4 separate regions of the Homo sapiens genome follow, and all the other regions are linked to region 3. Evidence: chromatin contacts called from ENCODE Hi-C or POLR2A ChIA-PET data. All regions are on one chromosome and are shown on one strand. The core of a region is the stretch at or near the end of the contact, and the rest is flanking DNA. Distances in the headings are between cores, read along the strand shown.

What was found. A loop is a pair of places that touch in the nucleus more often than their neighbours do. ChIA-PET counts read pairs that join two places held with the same protein, here RNA polymerase II (POLR2A). Pooled maps may share reads with other maps.
Region 1: a loop to region 3 is called in a map with no recorded cell type, with 2.9 times the contacts of the local background. The contact joins the enhancer-like site here to the promoter of COMMD3-BMI1 in region 3. A Hi-C loop is called at or near these places in 4 of 37 single-sample maps with no recorded cell type and 5 of 50 pooled maps. POLR2A ChIA-PET finds 5 or more read pairs at or near these places in 1 of 52 experiments (activated B cell).
Region 2: a loop to region 3 is called in a pooled map, with 3 times the contacts of the local background. The contact joins the promoter of LINC02643 here to the promoter of COMMD3-BMI1 in region 3. A Hi-C loop is called at or near these places in 2 of 50 pooled maps. POLR2A ChIA-PET finds 5 or more read pairs at or near these places in 2 of 52 experiments (MCF 10A and naive thymus-derived CD4-positive, alpha-beta T cell).
Region 4: a loop to region 3 is called in a map of ascending aorta, with 3 times the contacts of the local background. The contact joins the enhancer-like site here to the promoter of COMMD3-BMI1 in region 3. A Hi-C loop is called at or near these places in 2 of 168 maps with a recorded cell type or tissue (Right ventricle myocardium inferior and ascending aorta) and 7 of 50 pooled maps.

Annotation. Positions count from the first base shown.
Region 1 is chr10:21,698,519-21,704,871 of GRCh38, reverse strand. The region is part of intron 13 of MLLT10 (MLLT10 histone lysine methyltransferase DOT1L cofactor); the gene reads right to left. Among named protein-coding and RNA genes, the nearest start is that of MLLT10, 170 kb to the right of the region's middle. Within about 2 kb of position 1,856, at least 2 of the 41 ENCODE cell types and tissues checked have a DNase peak (open chromatin) inside an H3K27ac peak, as active enhancers do.
Region 2 is chr10:21,368,217-21,374,548 of GRCh38, reverse strand. It overlaps LINC02643 (long intergenic non-protein coding RNA 2643), which reads left to right and starts at 1,599. Exons shown (of 5, transcript NR_155751.1): 1 at 1,599-1,654; 2 at 4,434-4,582; 3 at 5,994-6,052. RefSeq lists enhancers at 1,315-1,609, 1,246-1,747.
Region 3 is chr10:22,314,664-22,321,716 of GRCh38, reverse strand. COMMD3-BMI1 (COMMD3-BMI1 readthrough) reads right to left here and starts at 5,329. Exons shown (of 14, transcript NM_001204062.2): 1 at 5,161-5,329; 2 at 3,722-3,833; 3 at 3,549-3,612; 4 at 3,411-3,445; 5 at 2,699-2,758. The coding sequence starts at 5,299. COMMD3 (COMM domain containing 3) reads right to left here and starts at 5,329. Exons shown (of 8, transcript NM_012071.4): 1 at 5,161-5,329; 2 at 3,722-3,833; 3 at 3,549-3,612; 4 at 3,411-3,445; 5 at 3,004-3,064; 6 at 2,855-2,911; 7 at 2,699-2,758; 8 at 1,411-1,778. The coding sequence starts at 5,299. The coding sequence ends at 1,719. BMI1 (BMI1 proto-oncogene, polycomb ring finger) reads right to left here and starts at 618. Exons shown (of 10, transcript NM_005180.9): 1 at 21-618. RefSeq lists silencers at 254-453, 644-813, 874-1,133, 5,352-5,471 and an enhancer at 4,782-5,081.
Region 4 is chr10:22,844,320-22,851,317 of GRCh38, reverse strand. No RefSeq gene overlaps it. Among named protein-coding and RNA genes, the nearest start is that of ARMC3, 80 kb to the left of the region's middle. Within about 2 kb of position 1,682, at least 21 of the 41 ENCODE cell types and tissues checked have a DNase peak (open chromatin) inside an H3K27ac peak, as active enhancers do; they include ascending aorta, where a contact is called at or near this core.

The DNA of each region.
Region 1 (6,353 bases), core at 607-3,106, 610 kb after region 3:
TTGCACCCTAAACCACTGAGAAAAATCATAGCCACTGCTGATACTGTTTAAGCCAAATAAATCATCCAGAGATTACATGACTGCACACATCCAGAATCACAACTACGGTGCCTACCCAAGCAACACCATAGATATATCTTCAATAAAATGTTCTCCCCTATGAAAGCAAATTCAAAAAAATTGGGAGAAGCTATTATCACATCAGATGCACAGATATCAACATATACAGGAAACATTAAAAAGCCAAAAAAAAAAAAAAAGCGAGAGAGAGACACCTCCAAAGGGCACACAATAATTCCGTAGGAACACATACCATTAAAAAGTTTTTAAAAATATTGGAAAAATAATTCAAAATTTTAATACTAAAGAAGCTATGTGCGATACAAAATAATTCTGAAAATACAAAGAAATCAGAATGGTTATTCAGGACATGAATAATATGAATAATAAATTAATTATTTATTTTTATTCTGTAATTCAGTAATAATTATATATATATATATATATATATATAGAGAGAGAGAGAGAGAGAGAGAGAGAGAATTTAAAAAGAACAAAACAGAGGCTGGGCACAGTGGCTCATGCCTGTAATCCCAGCACTTTGGGAGGCCAAGGCTGGCAGATCACTTGAGTACAGGACTGCAACATCAGCCTGGCCAACACGGCAAAACCTCATCTCTACAAAAATACAAAAGTCAGCCAGGTGTGGTGGTACCTGCCTGTAATCACAGCTACTTAGGAGGCTGAAGCAGGAGAATCACTTGAACCTAGGGGGCAGAGGCTGCAGTAAACTGGGGTCACTTTAGCCTGGGCAACAGAGCAACACTCCATCAAAAAAAAAAAAAAAAAAAAAAACAAAAAACAATCGAAATCCAAAATGTATTCAGAAGTTTCAACAATAGACTAGATCAAGCAGAAGAAATTCACAACTTGAAGCCAGTCTTTTGAAATAACCCAGTCAAAACACAGTGACCAATAATATGGAAAATCAACTCAACAAAATACTAGATTAAAACTTCCCAGGTCTGGGCCGGGTGCGATGGCTCACACCTGTAATCCCAGCACTTTGGGAGGCTGAGGCGGGCGGATCACAAAGTCAGAAGTTCGAGACCAGCCTGATCAACATGGTGAAACCCTGTCTCTACTAAAAACACAAAAATTAGCCGGGTGGTAGTGGTGCACACCTGTAATCCCAGCTACTCGGAAGGCTGAGGCAGAAGAATTGCTTGAGCCTGGCAGGCTGAGGTTGCAGTGAGCGGAGATCGCGCCACTGCACTCCAGCCTGGGTGACAAAGCGAGACTCTGTCTCAAAAAAAAAGAACTTCCCAGGTCTAGCAAGAGATACAGACATCCAGATAGAGGAGGCTCTAAGATCCCTAAAAACAATGCAAAAAGGTCTTCTCTACGGCACATTTTACTCAGGTTGTCTAAAGACAAAGACAAAGAATTCTAAAAACAAGAGAAAGGTATCCAGTCACCTATAAAAGACCCCCCCATCAGACTAACAGATTTCTCAGCAGAAATCTTACAGTCAACATAGAAGGGGATGATATATTCAAAAGTGCTGAAAGGAAAAAAAAAAAACTTTCAGCCAAGGATATTACATACAGCAAAATTATCCTTCATAAATGAAGGAGAAATAAAGTCTTCTCCAGACAAGCAAAAGCTGAGGAAATTCATCACCATTAGACCACCCTACACGAAATGCTCAAGGGAATTCTAAACCTGGAAGCAAAAGGATGACATTTGCCACCATGAAAACATACAAAAGTACAAAACTCACTGGAGTAAAGCAAATACACAAAGTAAGAAGAAAGAGAAAGGACTCAAACCACCCCTACAGAAAACCACAAAACCACAACGACAAAAAGAAAGGAAAAGAAAGAATATACAAAACAACTAGAAAACAATAGGACAAAAACAAAACCTCACATATCAATAATAACCTTAAATGTAATGGATTAAATTCTCCACTTACAAGATATCAACTAGGTGAATGAATTAAAAAACAAGGTCCAACTACTTATTGCCCACAAAAAACACACTTCACCTGTAAGGATGCATACAGATGGAAAGTAAAGGTATGAAAAAAGATATTTTATGCAAAGGGAAACCACAGGAAGTAAGCAGGAGTAGCTATACTTACATCAGATAAAAGAGACTTTAAGAAAAAAAAAACTGTAAAAAAGATTAGGTCATTATATAACGACAAAGGGATAACCAGCAAGAGGATATAACAATTCTAAATATATATGCACCAAACTGGAAAATTCAGATTCAGAAAGCAAATATTACTAAACCTAAAGAGAGGGATAAACTCCAATACAATAATAGTGAGAGACTTCAACAACCCACTCTCAACATTAGATAGATCACTGGCACAGAAAATCAAAAAACGAACACTGGACTCCAACTAGACTTTAGACCAAATGGACCTAACAGACATTTACAAAACATTTTATCCAACAACTGCTCTCATCAGCATATGGAACATTCTCCAGGACAGACCGTATGTCAGGACACAAAACAAATCTTTAAAAATCAAAATCATATCAAGAATCTTCTCAATTTACAATGGAATAAAATTAAAAATCAACACAAAGAGGAACTTAGGAAACTATACAAATACATAAAAATTAAATAACATAGCCAGGCACAGTGGCTCACGCCTGTAATCCCAGCACTTTGGGCAGCTGAGGTGGGCGGATCACAAGGTCAAGAGATTGAGATCATCCTGGCCAACATGGTGAAATCCCGTCTCTACTAAAAATACAAAAATTAGCTGGGCATGGTGGTGGGCGCCTGTAGTCCTAGCTACTCGGGAGGCTGAGGCAGGAGAATCACTTGAACCTGGGAAGTGGAGGTTGCCATGAGCTGAGATCAAGCCACTGCACTACAACCTGGCAATACAGTGAGTATCTGTCTCAAAAAAAAGAGAGACGAGACGAGACGAGACGAGAAGAGAAGAGAAGAGAAATAACATAACCAGGTGCGGTGGCTCACGCCTGTAACCCCAGCACTTTGGGAGGCTGAGGCTGGTGGACTGCCTGAGGTCAGGAGTTTGAGACCAGCCTGGCTAACATGGTGAAACCCATCTCTTCTAAAAATATAAAAAAAATTAACCAGGCGTGGTGGTACATGCCTATAGTCCCAGCTACTCAGGAGGCTGAGGCAGGAGAATTGCTGGACCCCAGGAGGCAGAGGTTGCAGCGAGAAGAGATCGCATTACTGCACTCCAGCCTGGGTGACAGAGCAAGACTCCATCTTCAAAATATATATATATTTTTAATAACACAATCCACCACTGTGCCAATGAAGAAATTAAGATGGATATAAAAAAATTTCTTCAAATGAAAATGGAAACGCAACATGCCAAAACCTATGTGATACAGCAAAAACAACACTAAAAAGTTTATAGCAGTAAACATCTACATCAAAAAAGTAGAAAGACTGCAAATAAACAATCTAATGATGCACCTCAAGGAACTAGAAAAGCAAGAACAAATCAAACCCAAAATCAGCAGAAGAAAAGATATAATGAAGATTAGACAGAGACCCCCTCTCCCTCTCAAAAAAAAAAAAAAAAATCAATGAAATGAAAAATTGGTTCTTCAAAAGGTAAACAAAATTGATGAACTGCTAGCTAGACAAGGCAAAAAAAAGAGGTAAGAACCAAATCAGCAAAATCAAAATTGAAAAAGGAGACATTACAACTGATACCACAGAAATATGAAAGACAGCAGAGAATAGTATGAATGCTAACAAATTGGAAAATCTAGAGAAAATTGATGAATTCCAAAAAACATACAACCTACCCAGACTGAATCAGGAAGAAACAGAAACCCTGAACAGACCAACAATGAGTAATGAGACTGAATCAGTAATAAAATGTCTCCCAACCAAAGAAAAGCCTAGGACTGGATAGATTCAATGCTGAATTCTACCAAATGTATACAAAGGAACTAATACCAATCCTCTTCAAACTATTCCAAAAATCCAAGAGAAGGGAATTCTCCTTAACTCATTCTACAAGGCCCTGACCAGTCAAGGATACAACAACATCAAAAAAGGAAACTACAGGTCAATATCCCCAAGAAACATCAATGCAAAAATCCCCAACAAAATGCTAGCAAACCGAATTCAACAAAACATCAAAAGGTAATACACCATGATCAAGTGGGACTCACACTTGGAATGCAAGGATGGTTTAACATAATAGGTATCACATCAATAGAATAAAGGACAAAACCCATATGATCATCTCAGATGCAGAAAAAGCATTTGATAAAATTCAACATCGCTTCATATTAAAAACTCTCAAACTAAGCACAGAAGGACCATTCTGCAAAATAATAAAGGCCATATAGGACAAACTCACAGCTAACATTATACTCAACAGGAAAAAGCTAAAATTTTTCCTCTAAGACCTAAAACAAAACAAGAACACCCACCTTCACAACTCTTATTCAACATAATATTGACAATTCTAACCAGAGCAATCTGGCAACAGAAATAACAGGCATCCAAGTTGACTTCCATACGGAAGTAAAATTCATTACTTTGCAGATTACATGATCTTATATGCAGAAAAACTTAAATACTCCACCAAAAGACTATAAGAACTGATAAATTCAGTAAATTTGGAGGATACAAAATCAACATACAAAAACCAGTACTGTTTCTATATATCAATAATGAAATAGCAAAAAAAGAAATCAAGGCAGCAGTCCTGTTTACTATAGTGTTTAAAAAAAAAAAAAAAAGAATACATTTAACCGAGTAGGTGAAAGATCTCTACAAGAAAAATTACAAAACACTGATGAAAGAAATTGAAAAGGACACAAACAAATTTAAAGACATCCCATGCTCATGAATTGGAAGAATTAGTATCATTAAAATGACCACACTGCCAAAAGCAATCTACAGATGCAATGCAGTCCTTATCAAAATAACATCATTTTTCATAGAAATAGAAAAAACAATTCTAACATTTGTATGGAGCCAAGAAAGAATCAGAATAGCTGAAGTAATCCTGAGCAAAAGAACAAAGCTGGAGTCATCATGCTACGTCACTTCAAAATATATTACAAAGCTACAGTAATCAAAAAAGCATGGTATTGGTATAAAAACAGATACCAATGAAACAGAATAGAGAACCCAGCAATAAACCCACTTTTTTTTTTTTTTACAGCCAACTGATTTTTGACAAAGGCACCAAGTACGTACACCGAGGAAAGGATATCCTCTTCAAAAAATGGTGCTGGGAAAATTGGATATCTGTATGCAAAAGAATAGAACTGTACCCCATTTCTAACCATACACAAAAGTCAACCCAAGATGGATTACAGACTTAAACATAAGACCTGAAAGTATAAAAATACTCAAAGAAAACACAAGGAAAACACTTCAGGACATTGGTCTAGGCAAAGATTTTATGGCTAAAACATCAAAATCACAAATAGACAAAATGGGACTACATTAAACTAAAAACCTCCTGCACAGCAAAAGACATAATCAACAGAGGAGGGAGACAAACTGTTGAATAGGAGAAAATATCTGCAAAGTATTCACCTGACAACAGACTAACATCCAGAATACACAAGGAACTCAAACAACAATTAAAAAAAAAAAAAAAAGATACCATTAACAAGTGGGCAAAGGACATGAATAGATATTTCTCAAAAGATAACATACAAATGCTGGGCACGGTGGCTCACACCTGTAATCCCAGCACTTTGGGAGGCCGAGGCGGGTGGATCACCTGAGGTCAGGAGTTTGAGACCAGCCTGGCCAACATGGCAAAACCCTGTATCTACTAAAAGTACAAAAATTAGCTGGGCATGATGGCACGTGCCTGTAATCCCAGCTACTACGGGGGCTGAGGCAGGAGGATTGCTTGAACCTGGGAAGCAGAGGTTGCAGTGAGCCAAGATTGTGCCACTGCACTCCAGCCTGGGCAAAAGAGCAAGACTCCGTCTCAAAACCAAACCAAACAAAACAAAAACATAGAAATGGACAATATATACATGAAAAAATGCTCAACATCACTAATCATCAGGGGAATGTAAATCGAAACCACAATGAGATATCCTATTACTCCAGTTAGAATGGCTATGATTAGAAAGACAAAAATGACAGATGTTGCTGAGGATGTGGAGAAAAATAAACTCTTATACACTATTGGTAGGAATGTAAAATTAGTACAACCACTATATAAAATAGTATGTATATTTATCTAAAAAACTAAAAATACAACTTCCACATGATCTAGCAATCCCAATATCAGGTATTTAAACCAAAGTAAAAGAAATGAGCATATCAAAGGGTTACCTGCACTCACATATTTATCATAG
Region 2 (6,332 bases), core at 350-2,849, 940 kb after region 3:
TCTCTTTTTTCTTTTTTTTGTTTTTTTTTTTGAGACAGGGTCTCACTCTGTCACCCAGGCTGGAGCGCAGAGGCATCATTATGGTTCACTGCAGCCTCAGTCTCCTGGGCTTAAGCTATCCTCCTGCCTCAGCCTCCTGAGTGGCTGCAACTACCTGCTTGAGCTCGGTTATGTATATACCACTTCCATTTGATAATGAATGCTGCTGTGCACGCCCCACTGTGTGGCTAGATGGGTCAGAAGGCACCCAGTTTATGTATGACAGGCAGTTCAGGTCGCATGGTGACTTGATGACCCATAATCAAACGTTCAGTTTCCACCAAAGCCCAGTAACAGGCCAAGAGCTGTCTCTAAAAATGAAGGTAGTTATCTGCAGAAGATGGCAGGGCCTTGCTCCAAAATCCTAGAGGCCTTCACTGTGATTCACCTATGGGGGCCTGCCAAAGGCTCTAAACAGCATCCCTATCTGCTATGTGACAAATCACTCAAAAATTTAGCAGTTTAAAACAATTTTTTATTTTATCTTTTTTTTTGTTTTTTTTGAGACAGGGTCTCACTCAGTCACCCAGCCTGAGTGCAATCACTGCTCACTGCAACCTCGAACTCCTGAGCTCAAATAATCCTCCCACTTCAGCATCCTGAGGAGCTAGGACTGCAGGCAGGCACCACCATGCCCAACTAGAGATGGAGTCTCACCATGTTGCCCAGGCTGGTCTCGAACTCCTGGACTCAAGTGATCCTCCCACCTTCGCCTCCCAAAGTGCTGGGATTACAGGCATGAGCCATCACATTTGGCCTTGTTTTCTTTTCTTTTTTTTTTTTTTTTTGAGATGGAGTTTCACTCTTGTTGCCCAGGCTGGAGTGCAATGGTGCAATATTGGCTCACTGCAACCTCCACCTCCTGGGTTCAAGCCATTCTCCTGCCTCAGCCTCCCAAGTAGCTGGGATTACAGGTATGCACCATCATGCCTGGCTAATTTTGTATTTTTAGTAGAGACAGTGTTTCACCATGTTGGTCAGACTGGTCTCGAAATCCTGACCTCAAATGATCCACTTGTCTCGGCCTCCCAAAGTACTGGGATTACAGGCATGGGCCACCATGCCTGGCCAATTTTACTTTTTAATCTCACTGTAATTGTGGGCCAGGGATTCAGGAGAGGCTTAGATGAGTGGCTCTTGCTCAGGATCTCTCACGTGACTGTACTCAGGATGTTGGTTAGGGCTGCAGTCATCTGAATGCTTAGCTGGGGCTGGGGGTCTGCTTCCAAGATGGCTCACTAGGGTGGTTTCTGGCAGGGCCTCCATTCCTTGCTGGGTGTTGGCAGGAAGCCTCTCTTCCTCACCATGCAGCTTGTGCTCTCATGTGGGCTAACTTCCCCCAGAGCAAGCAATCTCAGAGAGAGGGAGGAGGGAGCTGCAGCGCATTTTATGATCTGCCTTCCAGAGTCACACCCATCACTTTCACTTTATTCTGTGCATTAGAAGCCAAAAGCTAAGTCCAGCCCACACCCAAGGGGAGGGAAGTGAGGCTCCACCTCTTAAAGGGAGGATTCTCAAAAATGTGTGAGTATATTTAAAAATCACCGCAGCTTTTTAATATTGTCCCAACAAGGCTGTGCAAGAAACAATCAGGAAAGCTCAGCAGCATAAAACTGTAAGTGTTTATAGTTCATGCATCTGAGAGTTGCCTGGGCAACTCCCCTGACCTCAGCAGGGGTCGTTCACACCTTTGAGGATGGCTTTATTTAAGCAAGGACAACCTGCTTACATCAGGTGGGATAACTTCTGATACAGATTTAATTTTGGTTTGAGGTTTATGTCACCAGTATAATTACTATTTTAAATAATATATTACTAGAAACACATGAACAAACTTGTTTCTAGACATGCTAAAAATGTATTGAAAGCCCCATTTCATTCAGAATGAAATAATAATTTCACATGTGACTTGTAAAATCAATTGTCTCCATATTTACAATTTACCTTTGAGGTGATGATACTGGTGTTGTTATGTTTGTTGTTTTATGTGATTAACTTACAAATATCATCCAATTTTCTTTTCCACTCTATTTTACAAATAATCTGAATATATTCATTGACGTATATATATATTTGTTGTGTTTTGTTTTGTTTTTTAGAAGCAGTCTTGCTCTGTTGTCCAGGTTGGAGTGCAGTGGCACGATCTCGGCTCACTGCAACCTCTGCCTCCTGGGTTTAAGTGATCCTCCTGCCTCAGTCCCCCTGGTAGCTGGGGTTACAGGCATGTGCCACCGTGCCTGGCTAATTTTTGTATTTTTAGTAGAGACCAGGTTTTGCCGTTTTGGCCAGGCTGGTCTTGAACTCCTGACCTCAGGTGATCCACCCACCTCATTCTCCCAAAGTGCTATGGCTTAATAAATAAAATATTCTTTTTTTGAAGTAGAAATAATATTGTTTTTGTATTGCATTCAATTTTTTATGTATGCCTGTTTCATTTCATCAGTTTTAATCTTTGTGTTTTCATCTACAGTTTTAAAAATAGTTACAAAAATGCATTTTCTGGTATATTTGTATGTGTATTTAAAATTTACTGAGTTATCAGAAGAATGGTTTTGTTTTTCTAAATTGTCTGGCTTCATTACAGTAAGCATGAAAGATTTACATTTTATTCAATTTAAAAATGCTGAGAAAATGCTATGTTGCTTTGTTTTTTTAATTAACAGTTGAATCAAATTTGACATGCAAAATATCACACCTATATTTGAAGAATTGCCATACATCACTATTTTTCCCTTTTTCCCTCCCTTCCTTCCTTTCCTTTTTTTTCTGAGGCAGAGTCTCGCTCTCTGTTGCCCAGGCTGGAGTGCAGTGGCACGATTTCGGCTCACTGCAACCTCCACCTCCCGGGTTCAAGCAGTTCTCTGCCTCAGCCTCTCAAGTAGCTGGAATTACAGGCACCTGCCAACATGCCCGGCTAATTTTTGTATTTTGAGTAGAGACGGGGTTTCACCATTTTGGCCAGGCTGGTCCTGAACTCCTGACCTTGTGATCCACCCGCCTCGGCCTCCCAGAGTGCTGGGATTACAGGCGTGAGCCACCGCGTCCGGCTCTTCTTTCTTTTCTCTCTTTCTCTTTCTTTTTTTTTTTTCTCTTTCTCTGTTCTCTGTCTCTCTCTCTTTCTTTCTTTCTCTCTTTCTCTCTCCTTCCTTCCTTCCTTCGTTCCTTCCTTCCTTCCTTCCTTCCTTCCTTCCTTCCTTCCTTCCTTCCTTCCTTCCTTCCTCTCTCTCTCTCTCTCTTTCTCTCTTTCTCTCTTTCTTTCTTTCTTTACAGAGCCTTCCTCTGTCACCCAGGCTGGAGTACAGTGGTGCAATCATAACTAACTATAACCTTGAACTCCTGGGCTCAAGGGATGCTCCCACCTTAGCCTCCCAAGTAGCTGGGACCATAGGCATGCACCACCACACCTGGCTAATTTTTTAATTTTTAGTAGAGATGAGGTCTTGCTATGTTGCCTAGGATGGTTTTGAACTCCTGGGCTCAAGCGATGCTCCCACTTGGCCTCCCAAAGTTTTGCAATTATAGTTGTGAGCCACTGCACCCAGCTGATCTAATACTCTTTTCTTTTCTTTTTTGAGACAGAGTCTCGCTCTGTCGCCCAAGCTGGAGTGCAGTGGCGCAATCTCGGCTCACTGCAAGCTCCGCCTCCCGGGTTCACGCCATTCTTCTGCCTCAGCCTCCCGAGTAGCTGGGACTACAGGCGACCGCCACCACGGCCGGCTAATTTTTTGTATTTTTTTTTAGTAGACACAGGGTTTCACCGTGTTGGCCAGGATGGTCTCGATCTCCTGACCTCATGATCCGCCCACCTCAGCCTCCCAAAGTGCTGGGATTACAGGCGTGAGCCACTGCGCCTGGCGGATCTAATACTCTTTAATCCCGTGTAAGTGACACATGAGATATCCTGCAGCTGTACAATCAGATCACTCATGTTAAAAAGGGAGTTCTCAGCCAGGCACGGTGGCTCACGCCTGTAATCCCAGTACTTTGGGAGGCTGAGGCGGGCAGATCACCTGAGGTCAGGAGTTCGAGACCAGCCTGTCCAACATGGTGAAACCCCGTCTGTACTAAAAATACAAAAATTAGCCGGGCATGGTGGCAGGTGCCTGTGATTCCAGCTACTCTGGAGGCTGAGGCAGGAGCATGGCTTGAACCTGGGAGGCGGAGGTTGCAGTGAGCTGAGATCACACCACTGCACTCCAGCGTGAGTGATACAGTGAGACTCCATCTCAAACAAACAACAACAACAAAATAAATAAATATAAAGGGAGTTTTTTCCAGGGGAGGGGGCAGTGATGGGCTATTCTTCAGAAGCAGGAACTTCCTTCATATCTTAAAGCTCATGAATGAACAAGGGGATCATAAAGCATCAGAAATTGAAGCTTCTTATTTTGCAGATGAGAAAACTGGGTCTGAGAATCCAGATGTCCTGAGTGAGTAAAGGGAAAATTTTCACTTCTTCCTATGGAAGCCTGTCACCCCCCAACTCCATCCTAGGCTGAGGAAGTCTGCGTTCTTCTCTCACGGAGCTGGAGAACCTTTCAAGGTCAGAAAGGAAATAGTTAAGTTATGAAACAATCTGAGAGTGGAACTGGGATGGTGTGAATGCCTTGCTAGAAAGCATTAAAAACAGGCTGGTTGGCCAGAAATAGAGAAGGGCCTCCTGCTCTGAGTGACAGTTTAGATAAGATTTGTGCTTCTCCAACTATCTCTGGTGAAGAAAAATATTTAAAAATTCCCAGTCCATTGCAAACAGATACATTGTAAAATGGAGTAAAAATGAATGATCAGAAAATTAATTTATAAAGTAAAGACATACGGAACACAAGTCTAAGTTATTTTTTATTATTAGATTCAGCAGACATAAACTTAATCTACTAGACTGTCATAAATGTTTCTAAATGTGTATTCTCAATTTCTGGACTTATTTTGTTGTGGTTCAGTAACAAATAGCTTATAGACTGGCCCTGAATGAAGGCGACTTCTTATAGTTCTAACTTTCTGTGTTTTTACTTGAAGCCCAAACAGCTGTGCCTTGAATTTATAGAGGAATTCTTCATCTATACGTTAATTAAACACATGCATCATTTAATTAACCAAATGTTTAGTTAAAGCCTATCATGTATGGGTTAAATGCATGCTATATAGGAAGTTGCATTAGAAATGGTCCCTTTTCTCTATACCAGACAGTGTAGCGAGGGAGCTAACAGCCACATATCTATGATGTGGGAGAGAAGGTGATGGCTGCCAGGAGAGCGCTGTGGGGGAGTTGCTGGGGAATCTGGAGCAAGGAGGCTTCACTGATCTCTGGAGGAGTCAGGCAGACTCTGTGGAGGACGTGGCCTTGAAGGCTACACATAGGAAAATGCAGGCCAGGGCACGTCATGGGTGGAATGAGTAAGTCTCAAAACCTTGACATACTTCTTTCTCTTTCATGTCAAAAACATCTTTGAAAGGTACAGCAATATTAGGAAGCCCTATATACAGGAAAATTGAAGCACAAAGAAGCAATTGTGGCAAACAGCAGGTCCTTGAACAGGTCCATTGGCCTATTTAAGTCTCAGTTTTAGTATCCGTGAAATGGGCCTAATAACATCTACCTTTTGAGTTGTTCAGAGGGCTAGATGTATATACATTGCTTTATAAAGGTAATTATATTTACATTACAAAGTACTGGCGCGTTCTCTGATAATAGTAAGAGCTCAACAAGTCGTGACAATTATTATGTTGTTACTAGATAGTTGGTCCAGAGTCATTTGTTTCGCAGGGGAGGGGAGGAGGGGTTCTGCTCGGGATTCGTTTCCTCCATCCTTTTAGCAACTGCACTTCTCTTTCTCTTGGGGAAACTGTCACTCTCTTGACTATGCCATTCTCATGGGTCTGCCTGTTTGCTGGCCACAGGGAGAACCTGTGATCCAGATCTGGCCAATCACAGTGTCTCGTTCCCTTCACCACAGTGATTGGCCTAAGAACAGGCAGGAGACGCGATCTGGACCAATCAGAAACTTACATTGAGGTATGTATATGTGCGTGTTGGGAGAAAAAAATTACTTTATTTTTCCTTCCAGTTTGCAAAGCTGGGCTAAGAGCAGAGTTTGTCACAACCAAACCTAGAGCTGGAGAAAAGGGGAAGTGGAGAGGCAACCGAAAATACCATGAGGTCTCTGAATCTACACCTCTTCTTTCTAGTTATTGGAATCAATGCATTCCAGCTTTTTGCTTCAACCAGAATGAGTTTTGTATCCCTGGTAACCCTGCCTAATGCAAGGACTCACTCAGATTTCCAGATTCTTATC
Region 3 (7,053 bases), core at 4,080-6,579:
GCGCCTCGCCTCCTACGTACCCGGAAAGAGCAGCCGGCGCGAGGCGATCGAAGCGGGCGGAAAAGACAATGAAAGTTAAAAGTCGTTCAGCAGAAAATGAATGCGAGCCAAGCGGCCATCTTGAAGCGAGCTGCAGACGCCGCTGTCAATGGGCAACCAGCGCGGCCCCGAGCAGCCGCGGCCGCCACGCTCGTCTCATGCCGCCTCCGGCCGGCCTCCTCCTGCTCCGGCGCCTCGGCCTCCTCCGGCGCCTCGGCCTCCTCCTCCTCCGCCTCCGCCTCGACCTCCAACGCCTCCTCCTCCGGGGCCTCCTCCTCCTCCTCCTCGGCCGCCGCCGCCTCCTCCCGCTCCGCACTCGGGGGAGGGCGCGCGCGGAGGGGGCGCGATCGGTTTTATTCTGCGGGGCTGGGAGGTGCTGCTAAGCCGGAACGGGGCTCCCGCGCCCACATCCCCATTGTCTCGCCCCGATCTCTGCCTCTCATACTACGATTATTTCATAGTTGCTGTGGGGGAGGCGGGCGGGCGGGGGGCGCCGTGTGTGTGCGTGCGAGCGGGGGGAGGGGAGGAGGGGGAGGGGAGGGTGGAAAAAAATGCACCGCTGAAGGCAGAGTGGAAACTGACACCGGCTCCAAAATGGCTCGGAGTCCGCCCGCCCCCTCCCCCCGCCGCCCCCCCAGCGGGTCACGTGCTCCCCTCATTCCTTAAGGGCGGCCTGGGAATTAGTGTCGGTGTAGTCAGGCCCGTGGCCGCCCCCTCCCCTCCGCGCCGCGCGCCCGGCCCCCTCCCTCGCTCCGCGCCGCGGCGGCGGAGACATTTCTCCACAGCGCCACACGCGCCGCCCTGCTCCGCGCGGCCGCCGCTCCGGCCCCGCACGCCGCGCAGCCCACCCCGCCCCCCGTTCTTTCTTTCTCCCGGCCGCCCGCCTCCTCCCGGGGCGCATACGTCCCGCGGCCGCCGCCCCCCGGCCGGCCCCGCGGGCTGCGGCCCAGGCTCCGGCGCCGCGGCGCGGAACCTGCGCCCAAGTTGGGCTCGCGGAAACAACAGCGCCCGCCCCTGCCCGCCAGCCCGCGGCCGCGCCGGCCTCTTCCCCGCCCGCGGGCGGCCGAGGCGGGGCGCGCGCGGGCGACGGCTGGCTCCGGGCAGGGGCTCCGCGCCGGGCCGGGACCGGGCGGCCGAGGGTCGGGCTGTGGGCGAGCCCTCGGGCGCAGGTAACGGGCCGGGCAGCCGCCCGCGCCCGCCCCCGGAGCCCCGAAGCAGGGGTCTGCGACAAACCCAGGAGATCGCATCGTTTCCTCCGTGTTTAACTTTAATCCTGAGAAAAGGCTATCGTTAAAAGTTCACACTACTCCTATCTAGCTTCACACAAAGTAATAACACACGAACTCAGATCCAAACAAAATATCATCACTCTTTGTGGAAAACAACACCTTATTTATTCAGGGTGTAATACTGTCTACTTCCTTTCAGAAGACTTGAAAAAGATCAAAATAGGATAAATGGACAGTTACTACTAAACGATTCAAATACTTGGGCAGTATCTTTCCCTCTTAACCCTTTCACACGTTTTTAAAGTGTCAAAATTGATGAATGGTATAAATTCAAAAGGAAAATTCTTTTCTACTGAAAAGGACATCCAGCTCGCACAAACGGTGGTTCAGCTGAAGGCAAGGCGTTTCTGGTTTTCCTCTGCACTCGGGCGGATCGTTAACTTCCCCAAGTTACAACTGAGTTGCTCTTTCCAGGCTTTTCGAAGCATCTTTAAGTTTCCCCACCAAGTCCTAAAAGACGTGTATACAATACCACGTTTTTAGGATAAAACATGGAAAGAAGTATCCAAGCTCAAGAAAGATGCAAGAAAAAAAATCAGGACACACCTTCCAAACAAGTTTAAAATTCAACAAGATTTTAACTTTTGACAAACTACTATCGGGCAAAAAAAGCGTTTCCTCGGAAATACCTCATGTTCAAATCGGTTATTTGCCCTCACACTGAAACATGATTTCTAACCGGATCCTTAACCGCCCAGATACATCTGAATTTTCTCAAGTTATCTAACAAAGGTTATGCTGTATACACATTTTCTGAAAGTTGAAAGTTTGATTCATAGTTACATTAAAACGACTCTGCAGAAGATGCCTTTGAAAAATTCAATTTCACTTAAATTTCCAGTAATGAGCTTCATTTTTTAAAAACTATGAAATAAATTCGTTGTCATATCCACTAATAAATGTAGTTTTGAATTTTCCCAGTCTTAAATGGGCAATATAAACAGTTTTAGAATGTTATGTATACTTCCCCCTTTATAAAGTCATTTAAAAAGTTTCAAAATCCAATTTTGACAGTTTAATTCAATTTCTGAAAGCAAAGACATTTTCAAAGCCATGCTCTTAATTTTGTTTATCTTATTGGACCAAACTCATCATGAATAGAAGAAATTTACACTAAACACTACAGAAGTTTATTTCAATCAGCAAGAACAGCAAATACAGACCAATTCTCTATTAATAACATCTTAATTTCAAGTGAAGCCTATCTTAAAATACTACTTTTGATGCCCCTTTCCCATTAAATCCTTAACCAATCTTCATTATCTGCTGACAAATGGTTAGATTAATTTTCTTTTGAACTTCCCAAGAGTATAACTCTCAAGTAAACATTTATAAAAAGACAGGAATATTTATAGATCCTAATACTGTACCTGTAATTGTTCCATGCTGCAACTAAAACTAATCTCTGGATAGGATGGGGAATCAGTGTTCTAGGGCAGGAAAAAAAACACGCAACAAGAAACGCTGTTTATTTAAATCAATGAAATTATAAATTTCATTATTGGATAAGACTTATCTATAAATACCTGTACACTTAAGGTCACCAAATATGCAGGTCTGTACATCCTATGAAGTTGATTGGTCTAAAATAACACAACAAACACGCAACAGCTTTTAACTCTAGGTTTTAAGAAGTTCCCTAAATCCCCCGCTAGAGAAGTTTCTTAAACTTTACCTTTATCTGATATTCCAAGCGCCAAGAAACATCCGTTATATGAGGGAGAGATCTGCCTATACTGAAAGATGCAATGATAACTTCGTACATAGTCTCCTCAGAAGAACTTTTCAGTTATTTATATTTACTAAGAATGGCTCTACTTTCCACCCCCAACTCCATTTTAATCCATTCTGAATTTAAACCATTGTTAAACTTTATTTTTAAATTATGAATGGTAAAGGAGCATTTCAAAATCATCTCAATAAACGATCTTTAAAAACATGAGCTTAACTTCAATTGCTTGACATGCCCTTTGGCTCCTTTTCTTTGGGTCAAGATCCCGAAGATCTTGTTTCACACCAACACTCTCCATTCATACCTGCAAGTGAAAAGTGCCTCAGCTTGACACCTTATACAGTACCTACCTTCCCAGTAGGATTTCTAGGGAATTCTTATTATTCTGGAGAGAAAAAAGAAAGCAAGAAAGAAAGAAAAAAAAACATCTTTACAAACAAAGTAAAAGAAAAATAGTACTGTTAATTAAAAATTTTAAAGTAAGTAACCTGATATTCCGTGCAAAACAGTTCTATTCGCTCTCTGTCAAATTTACAGTCTTCTAGATAAGTGCTAGAAGAAAGAAAAAAAAAGCCAAAGTTCTGTCTCCATTTTTAAAACTGAAATTGAAATCATTAAGGTAGTATTTGAAAATAAATGGATATTTAAATAAATCCTGTACCTTAGAGTTGACTTGTCAGCTCGGTGCTTTCCTGCCTCTAGTATGTAAGTTGCAGCTGCTGCATGACAATGTTTTAAAACCACTGGGTCGATATGTTTCAAGTCTGGATGATCTAAAATAAATTAACTTCCAGTGATGCCTATGATAATAAATTCTTTACAGTCATGTTCCAAAAAGGATATTTTAATTTGGGTTTAAAAACCCTTTAACAAGATTAAAAACATCAACTATAAGGACAGTCAATTATAAGTAAATGAGATGAGCAACAAGATCAAGTGAAAAACAATAAAAAGAACACAACAAGAACTCTACTATTACTAGCTTCAATTAACTTATTTTGCCTTAATATTTTTACTATTAAAAAATATTATAGCCCCCAAAGAAAATATAACAATGCAATGGTCATTCTAACACTGGAGTAAATTCAAAGGAAAAACAAGATAAATATTTTACATTGTGTCAATTTTAGAATAAACTTCCATCCTAAAAATGATGAGTTTAGGGTAACCGGCTCCATGAACAAATACATCAAGGGGGTAGAAGGTAGGGCATGAGTTCAGAATATAAGATACAAATTTCAAAATTATATTAGTACTTTCAGGGTTTGACAGTCATTTTTTTTTTGAGATTAACCCAGGTGGTGGTTACTATTTTCGTTTAAGAACTTCCACTTTCATACTTTTTGTACAAGTGTTTAGTTCATGAAACTACAGAAAAAAAACAAAAATTTGAATTGTTGGGATATTTATATTTAAGAAAATCATCTAAAAGCGATCGGTCTTAAAATATGTCTTCAATCCATACTGACACTGCACCTCCGCAGTCACTGACCGGATCGCTTAAAAGACACTCGCATCCTGGTAACTGGGGCGGAACAAAGTATTGTGCATCATAGTTTAAGGTTCTAGGCGTAGAACCTGTGTAAACATGCTGAACTAGAGCGCTGGAGTGATCATAGCAACTTGAGGTATGCTCTAAGTTGGCAAATGTCAACACTGTCTGACCTAGTAATTACTTCGGAAACAGACCCTTAAACCTTTGCTAGCCTAGCCCTGGAAGCTTGAATTGCAGGGAGCTCCCCAGATGAAGTCCAACTGTCAAAACAGCCGCAGCCTCAGACAAGGCTAAACACCTTAGATGTTTAGGCCACAAACAAGACTTGAACACCGGCTTTACAAAAGAACAAAGAGACTGGGAGGGAAACCGGGCCAGGAACGTGGAGTTGGCTCTATGCAGGTGCCAAGTGGGGCCAAAACAATGCTCAGAGTCTGCTCCGAGTCCTGGCAGAGCCACGTCCCCAACACTCCGTCCGGAGCGAAGGGCAAAGCCCGGAGACTTCCTCTTCCCGGGGCTTTCCCCTTCTCGCTCCGCCGGCTCCTCTTCTCCGAGCGCCCCTCCACCCCGGCGGATCCAGCTCCGAGCCGAGCCGAGCGGCTTACCTAACACGGCCTCGTCCGCCTGGGCGTCCAGCAGACTCTGGAATGCCGCCCGGAGGAGAAGCGTGAAGGCGTTGGAGTCGAAGGAGCGGGGATCCGCCAGCATCTGGAAGCCTTTCTGCACAGACTCCGAGAGCTCCATTGTGAGCGCGCCGTGACCTTCGACACGCACACCACGTGACACGCGCCGCGCGCTCAGCTGATGCGGCCGCGCGCGCACGCGGCTCGGGGCGGCTGGCGGCGGCGCGGGCTGCGGGGCCTCCCCGCCCGCCTCCGCGCCCGCGCGCGGGTCCCGCGCCCCCAGCCGCCGCCTACGGCCTCCCACCGTTTCCGTCCAGCTCTCGCTTGTCCAGCGCAGGCCGCGGGAGCTGCCGAGCCTTGGCGAGAAGGGCGGCCTCGGGCGTTTTGTGGACGCGCTCGGCGCTTTCTCCTTGGTTCGGCGCTTACCTCGGACGGCCACCAGCTCGGTTCCCTGAGAGACCCCGGGGAGACTGCGGACGGTGTCGGGATCCCGGCCCCCGCCTCCCGCAAACGGCGTCCTCCCCGCTCCTCGCTCTGCGCGAATCCTGCGGGAAGCTCCGATCTCAGGCAACTGGATTTTGCTTTTGTGGTTTTTTGTTTGTTTTGTTTGTTTTTTAGCTCACCAGCTTAACCTCGCAGCACTGCCCTTTTATGAGACTGTAAGACATCTAATTATGTGATTCTTGCTTATTTTTACTTTTTTTTTTTTGTCATTTCTGGAATACGGCAGTAGTGTCCTTCCTGCATGGGGGGTGTGTACACATGCACGCATACATAGAGTTCCTGTATGCACTGCACTCCAGCAATCGGATTAATAAATTATTCATGAACAGATTTGACAGGATTATTAACAATTTTATATGCCGCTGCAAATAAAGCCAACTGCCATACACATTTTGTGCTACTCACCACATCTATGGGTCCCGTTTTAGTTGCTCTATAGAATCTGCATAAATACGTTTTTATTAAACAGCTACCTTAGTAAAGTACAGTTAGGAATGGCAAGATCTTTATTAGAAGTGAGTTACTGTTTAGGATGCTCATACCTTTAAAGATTCAAATACTGTATAAAGTTTAACTTCCTCTCTATTTCTACGAAGTTGGTTTAGAGAACAAGAATGATTCTTTAAAAAACCCGTGAAGCAAAGTAGATTAGGTATTTTTAATCAAAAGCACTTGAAAAGTTAAAAAATGCAAGTTCTTGAAGGGTGGAGGGAAGGGATGCGGAACAACAAAGATGTTTTAGTCTTCAGGAGCGATTATTTGCAACATTAGACCCAAAGTGAAACATTATTTTCTTTTTCTAACTTAGATGTCTGTTTTAAAAATTTTTGATGGATACAGTTGACATTTACCTTGGCACCAATACATAAAGTGTACCTCATTTCACAACAGGATGCAAATGGAGTAAGCATCAGTAACAGATTGAGTAACTACTCAGCCCTCCTTTGAAAGCTTTAAAAGGCACGTGCAGTGGCTCCTCACTCGGTGAGAATATAGTAGCAGTGAAGGATTTAAAAGTCTCCCTAGAGTCTTTATGAAACAAGCACCTATTAATCATGTTCATCTTTTCTTCCCATCACTCATCTTCCTAATTTGTTTCTCATTAGTAGTAAAATGTCAGTTGAAAAACTTCATGATACCTGATTACATAGAGAATAGTCAGGACAGAGTTGTGTAAATGTTCAACAATATTAACAACACCCAAGCTTATTATGTTTATTACACATGTATTTTATGACCTAGTGTAACGTTGATTATTAATACTCTAATAGAATTTGAGTTGATAACTCTAATACTCAATTTAGTGTCAAAAAAGAGAGTATTAATCATGGACATAGATTTTAAAATATTATTTTAAAAGAAAAATAAACA
Region 4 (6,998 bases), core at 433-2,932, 530 kb before region 3:
AAAAGAAAAGCTTTATTGTCATTTAACTCACAAGGAGACAGGAGGAAATGCTCAAGTTTGTCTCCTGGAGCTAGGTGCTGAGGCAGGTTTTATAAGCATAGGGTAATGAGGTGTGATCTGATTGGATCTCACAATGAGGTGATGCCAGGAGGCATGAGCTGATTGGATCCTGCCATGAGGTGATGACCGCACTCAATCTGGTTGGATCCTGGATTCTGCCATGCGGTGCCTGCTGCTGCTTTTTTTTTTTGAGATAGAGTCTTGCTCTGTTGCCCAGGCTGGAGTGCAGTGGCACGATCTAGGCTCACTGCAACCTCCGCCTCCTGGGTTCAAGCGATTCTTCTGCCTCAGCCTCCTGAGTAGCTGTGACTACAGGCGAGCACCACCATGCCTGGCTAATTTTTGTATTGGCCAGGATGGTCTCAAACTCCTGATCTCATGATCCGCCCACCTCAGCCTCCCAAAGTGCTGGGATTACACATGTAAGCCACCGTGCCTGGTGCAGTGTCTGCTTCTTAATTCAGTCTCTGCTCCTCAGGCTGAGCATTTAGGTTCTTGTGGTTGCACACTTGGGCATGGTCAGGTTACATAAGCTTCAACCTCGGGGGCTCTTGGCAATAGAGAAACAACTCACAACTTTGTTATGTAAAAGTTGAGCCAGATTGGTCTGGTGCAGTTAGAAAGTCTCCCTACTATAAAATATCCTTCAATATGGCTTCAGTTTTACAACTATTAGTATGATTATTTGACTGATGTCTTTCTCCCCTTGCTAAGGAATGCTGCCCTGTGAGCATAGGGACCCTGTAAGGGCCTGGTTCCTTATTGTCTGCCTAGCACATGACAAAATGTCAAGCACAAAGTAGGCAATCAATCAACTTTTGTTAAAGGAACAAATGAATAAATGATCAGTATTATGTCTTTGTGTATCTCTATAGAAATATTGATTAATTTATCATGTAACCTATAACTTAGTTCATAGGAGAGGATACCATTCTTTAAAATCAACTCTTGGCCAGGTGCAGTGGCTCACACCTGTAATCCCAGCACTTTGGGAGGCCGAGGCGGGTGGATCACCTGAGGTTAGGAGTTCGAGACCATCCTGGCCAACATGGTGAAACCCCCATCTCTACTAAAAATACAAAAATTAGCCAGGCATGGTGTCGGGTGCCTGTAATCCAAGCTGCTCGGGAGAATGAGGCAGGAGAATCACTTGAACCCGGGAGGTGGAGGCTGCAGCTGAGATCACACCACTACACACTCCAGTCTAGGCGACAGAGTGAGACTCCATTTCAAAATAAAATAAACTCTTTGCTGTATAAGTAGCATATCATAAATCATTTTTTATGATTTATGATATGCTCGTCTCCCTCTTAGATGACAAAATATGCAAATATTCTGTTTGCATGGCAGTTTTGTTTCAGAGTTCCCTAATATTTTATAATATTACTCCACTTACTGTAGAATTTGAAATTAAGGAAATATTTGGGTTTTCAGTTTGGACCTTTTGATTTCTCTCCCTTTTTTTCACTCACTGATTTGCGTTTAAACTTCTACTTCTCTCTACTTACCAGACTCTGCTTCCTAACAGAGACCTTCCAGGATGAAAGGGCTTGTGGTTGGAGCTCAGCCACGTTGGTGCCGGGCAGTCATAATGGCTGCATTGTGCAGGGCGGCGCCTGTGACTGTCAGAGCCCGGCAGCCTCTGCTCCAGCTCCGGGACAGATTGTTCTCACTGCTGTTGCTCTGATTAGTTGTTTTTCTGATTCTAAACTTGGCTTTGCAGTCTGAGTTATTTCCTATTTAACCTCACATGCAACGTGGCATCTGGCCATGCCTCCTGAGAAGGCTTCTCTGATTCTGCCAGTTGAAATATAACTTGGTTTGTGTATGTGGGCTAGACCCTCCTGAGTCTGTCCCCTGGGAAGGGAAATAGGTTCTTCTGGTGAAGGTGACCCGGACCCAGACCTAAGAACATTTGCAGAACATTTGGATTGGTCTTAAGGTCCCCTGCCTACCCACACATTCCAGCTTATTCCTCCTTCTTCCACTCCCCACCCCAAGCCACTTCCCACTTGGGACCACTAACACTGATCCAGCAGCTTCTTACCTCTTGTGGTTCCATTCACTCCTCTTCTCTCTCTGTGCTCTCCCTCTCTGCCCATCTATGTGCGTTTCCTTCACGGGCTCTTCTTCCTCTTGCCACTGAACATGAGTATCCCTCAGGCCGCCACCTTGACATCTTCTCATTGCACTTTGCCCACCCTCCTTGGGAAGTCTTTCATCTGGAATAGGTAGCATCAACTCGAACCTCCATCCTGACTTTCAGATCCATATATTCAATGCCACTTGCAGAGTTTACCAGTCACTACTGTTTCATTGGACAGTATGATGCACATAAAAGTGTTTAAGGCAAAATAGAGAGGCTGACAGTTCCATAGGAAGCCGGTAGGAATGGCGCTTCTAGGGGCAGAGAGCTTTGCAGTGGCCTTCAATTCCCATCACATAGGATCTATTTGACTATATTATCAAGCCCAGATATGCTTCCTTTGCGAGGGGACAGGTTGCAATCATTATCCTCCTGTGTGATGACATCTTAAGTGGCAAGTGACATTCTTGTCAACCACCAATATGGCTAAGATATGAGTATGCATGATGCATTCTACCGTATATTTTCTCTTTTGAGGTTTAGAAAGATACAAGAGCACTCTTAAAACTGTAGAACAAAATCTCTTTGATAATATCATGGGGAAATTGCCACTGAAAACCCATTGGTGGAAATGTTCAGTCACTAGTATACAAATGCATTTCATATCTAATGTTGTTTTTTGAATTTACCCTTAATATTGGGCACTATTTACAATTAAATGAATGGCCACAATGTAACTATTAATGATAAAATGTCTATTTGCTTTACGAAAGAAATATGATCCCTGGAAGTCTTTGGTTTTGCATTTAAATTAATTAGTGAATTGAATACCTGTCCCTTGGATTGCTCATTTACACTCTTACTAAAAAGGTGGCTAGCTTGTCAGAGGAAGTACTTTCAAATTGGCTAATTAATTGCATGACCACATTCCCATGGAAATAGCAAAAGGGCATTCTAAGGACAAACAAAAAATATCTGCACGGGCATCATACTCGTCATCAGCTCTAAAGTAATGTTATCTGTAGACATCTACTCAGTAAAAGAGCTGCTTGACTAATAGGACAGATTGGCTTCAGGAAAAAAATGTATATATATGAAAACTGTGTTTACGTCTTATCTAATTAAAGAATATATGGTATCAAAGACTAAGTTTTAAACATTTAATATAAAATGAGCATTCACAGATATGAACAGTGCTCACATGTAACAACTGGAAAAGAAAGCATAATAAAATTAAAGATGCAAAGTTATATAAATATATATATAATATATATATATTTTTTGAGACATAGTCTTGCTCTGTCACCCAGGCTGGAGTGCAGTGGTGCAATCTTGGCTCACTGAAACCTCCATCTCCCGGGTTCAAGTGGTTCTCCTGCCTCAGCCTCCTGAGCAGTTGGGATTACAGGCATGTGCTACCACACGTGGCTAATTTTTGTATTTTTAGTACAGACGGGGTTTCACCATGTTGGCCAGGCTGGTCTCAAACTCCTGACTTCAGGTAATCAGCCTGCCTTGTCCTCCCAAAGTGCTGGGATTACAGGTGTGAGCCACCATGCCTGGCTCGTTATTTATATATTTGCCAGAAAAAAATAGTGGGACCTTGAGGGATTTAAATCTTCATAGGCTAAAAGTGAGGCAGGAGAATAGGGTCTGGAGGCAGGAACATAAGGCCAATTCACACTGACTTCCTAGGACTAAATCAAATGGAAACACTTCAGCTATGATAGGAAATATCCTCTCCATTTACATAGGGCATACACCAAGTAACCAATGGAAACCTCTAGAGGATATTTAAACCCCAGAAAATTCTGTAATGGGGCTATTGAGCCCCTATGCTCGGGCCCACTCCCACCCTCTGGAGCGTACTTTTGTTTTCAATAAATCTCTGCTTTTGTTATTTCATTCTCTTCTTGCTTTGTTTGTGCCTTTTGTCCAAATCTTTGATCAAGACGCCGAGAACCTGGACACCTTCAACCATTAGCATAAGGATTCAAAAAAGCCCAAATTTTGACCTAACGTATTATTCTACTGAATACAGGGCATCATCCCTTGCTTTGAACTGTATCTAAATTAGCCTGCAATGATAGATCCTGGACATAGCAGGTCATGCCAGTGTTTTGAAAACCTCACCAATGATGCCACCATATTGTATGATTCAGGTCCACAACACCTCCATCCAAATTCCCTCCAATTCACAGTCAAGTAGCTAAAACAACCACATTAAAATAAATCAATTACTCTTGATAGGCATACTAACCTATGAACAGTCTGAAACCCCACTGGAGTCCCAGTTCTGAGGAGGTGTGCTTTAGCCTTCTCCAATAAAACATGTTTTGTCAGTGGGCGAGGTAGCTCACATCTGTAATCCCAACACTTTAGGAGGCCGAAATGGGAGGATCACTTGAGTCCAGGAGTTCCAGACTAGCCTGGGCAACATAACAAGACCCCTGTTTCTTTTTAAAAATTAGCCAGGCATGGTGGTGCTCGCCTATAGTCCCAGCTACTCGGGAGGCTGAGGCAGGAGGCTTGCTTGAGCACAGGAGTTGGAGGCTGCAGCAGGCTATGATTGTGCCACTGTACTCCAGACTGAGCAACTGAGGGAGACTCTGTCTCTAAAAAACAAAAGCATGTTTTGTGAAAGATACCTCATTAACAGAAGGTGGCATGCAAACTCTCTAGTTTGTATGTTCTGAATAATACTTTTGACTCTTTTTTTTTTTTTTTTTTTTGACTCCACCTAGAGTCTGTCCTCTCCTCCCAGCACTCCTTACTTGACTGAATGACAGAATGGATGTGACAACAGATTCAGAGATTTGTTAAAAAGGTCATGTCATGCAAGAGGTAATGACAGGGGTGCAGACTTTGGGTTTCAACCTTTGGTTTCTGGAGTTGATCTCATAGCTTTAGCCTCATAATCTTGCATGATCTGTGCTGAGAATCACGCTGTGGCATATTTCCAATGCATTTCTAAGGATCAAGGTGCATTCAAAGTTGGTGGAAGGATTCAATCTAGTGAATGTGGTGGGTGGATGGATCAAAGTGAATGTGATTCTGGTTTCTTGCTTGTTGCTGCCATGTCCCTCACTGCTTGGAAGAACTGGAAAGTGGTTTTTAATATCGTTAGCTAGAATTCTAAGTCACCTTCCTGTGAGACCAAAAAGGGAAAAAATCAGTGCAAAATGCAACTTTTCACAGTCAGATTTTTAAAATATGGGCTTTGCAGTATCAATGCAAGTTTGCGAATGTTGGCTTATGGGCTAACAGCAAAGTAGGTGTGATTCTCCTCAGCTCTGGGGCTTTCATTTTTTGTTCATTCATGCATGCATGCGTTAATTCATTCATTTATTCATTCATATCAAGATAGTGGAGAAAATTCATATTTAAGTCTTATGACTTGATTCTCCCTCACACCTCTCACACAAAGCAAAGGAGTGCAGCTCTTTGTATTGGGTTGAGGTGGGAGAGATTGTTCTAAATCGCAACAATAGAGACAGAGATAACTCTATACTCTATATAGATGTTGGAATGGTTATAAAATGCAACATTAATGACAAACATCATTCTTAAAGACAAGGAAAATAATGCTTCTACACAACCACATGGTGTTGTTAACTATGTCAGTCTAAAATGCCAGATTATATTAACCCAAACTGGGAAGTAAAGGAATAAAACCCTGTTACATTTTTCATTTGACCCAAGAGCAAGTCAATGATCCTTTACGTTAAAATATAATGTAATTATTGACAATAAAATGAGAGAAAAGAAGTCTGGGTATTTTTGACTCTACTAACACTTCTACTTTAAGTGTTAATGGAAACATAATAAGCTCAGATCCCATCTTCAGAAGGGAGGCATTTATTCCTCCAGCTGCTGGGAGTGCTGCCTGCTGAAGGCTCACAGCTGAGTCCCTCCCCAGGACTTGTCTGCAATTGGAGGAGCTTTCTTGCTCCTAAAACATGATCCCTCTCCAAGCACAGCCCACATCCATGCCTGGCCAATGCAGGAATATAAATATTATATACCTAGCTGCCCCTCGACCCCCTCCACCCCCACACCTCAGTTTGGAACATTCTGGAAGGGCCATCTCAATCTCAGAGCTCCATATAAGTTTAGCTGAGGCAACTTCTCTCTCAGCTCAATCCTACATCCCTCACCTCCTTATAAATGCTGCCGCTGGAGTACACTTTCCAGCAAACCTCCACGTGCAGATCTCCGGTTGTTTCTTGGGGATCCTGACCTATGACAATATGTGACTTCCAAATCACTGGAGGGTGTAAAGAGCAAAGTCAACATAGTCATTATAACTAAAGTAAAAAATAAAAAATAAAATTCTAAGAGCATGAAGAGTATTTTTTAACCGAAAGCATGACACGAGATAACATACATGTATGTGTTCAAATCTCCTCTGTGAGAAGACAAAGACACTCCAATGGATCAAAACAACAAAATCCAACTTTGTGCTCTTTTGTCAGTGTTATTTCTTTCATAGATGTCAGCTGAGGTCATCTTGACCTTTTAAAATTAAAATAAAATTGGCCTGAGCCTTTAGTTCTATGTCCTTAGGGAAGCACAGCGCCCTTTTCTGATATTTCTGCAAATTCCTGGGCACTTAACACTTCACTGTCACTTCTGCTCACCTCTAGACATTCGATCTCATGCATGACTCCCGTATAACTCAAACCCTTTCCTTGATTCTCCCTCAAACCTCTCACACAAAGCAAAGGAGTGCAGCTCATTATGTTGGGTTGAGGTAGGAGAGAGTGTTTTAAATCGCAACAATACAAACACCTTCAAATTGGACTTGATATTCATTTTCTGAAAGTTCCTTGACCAATGAAAGCAGTTCATC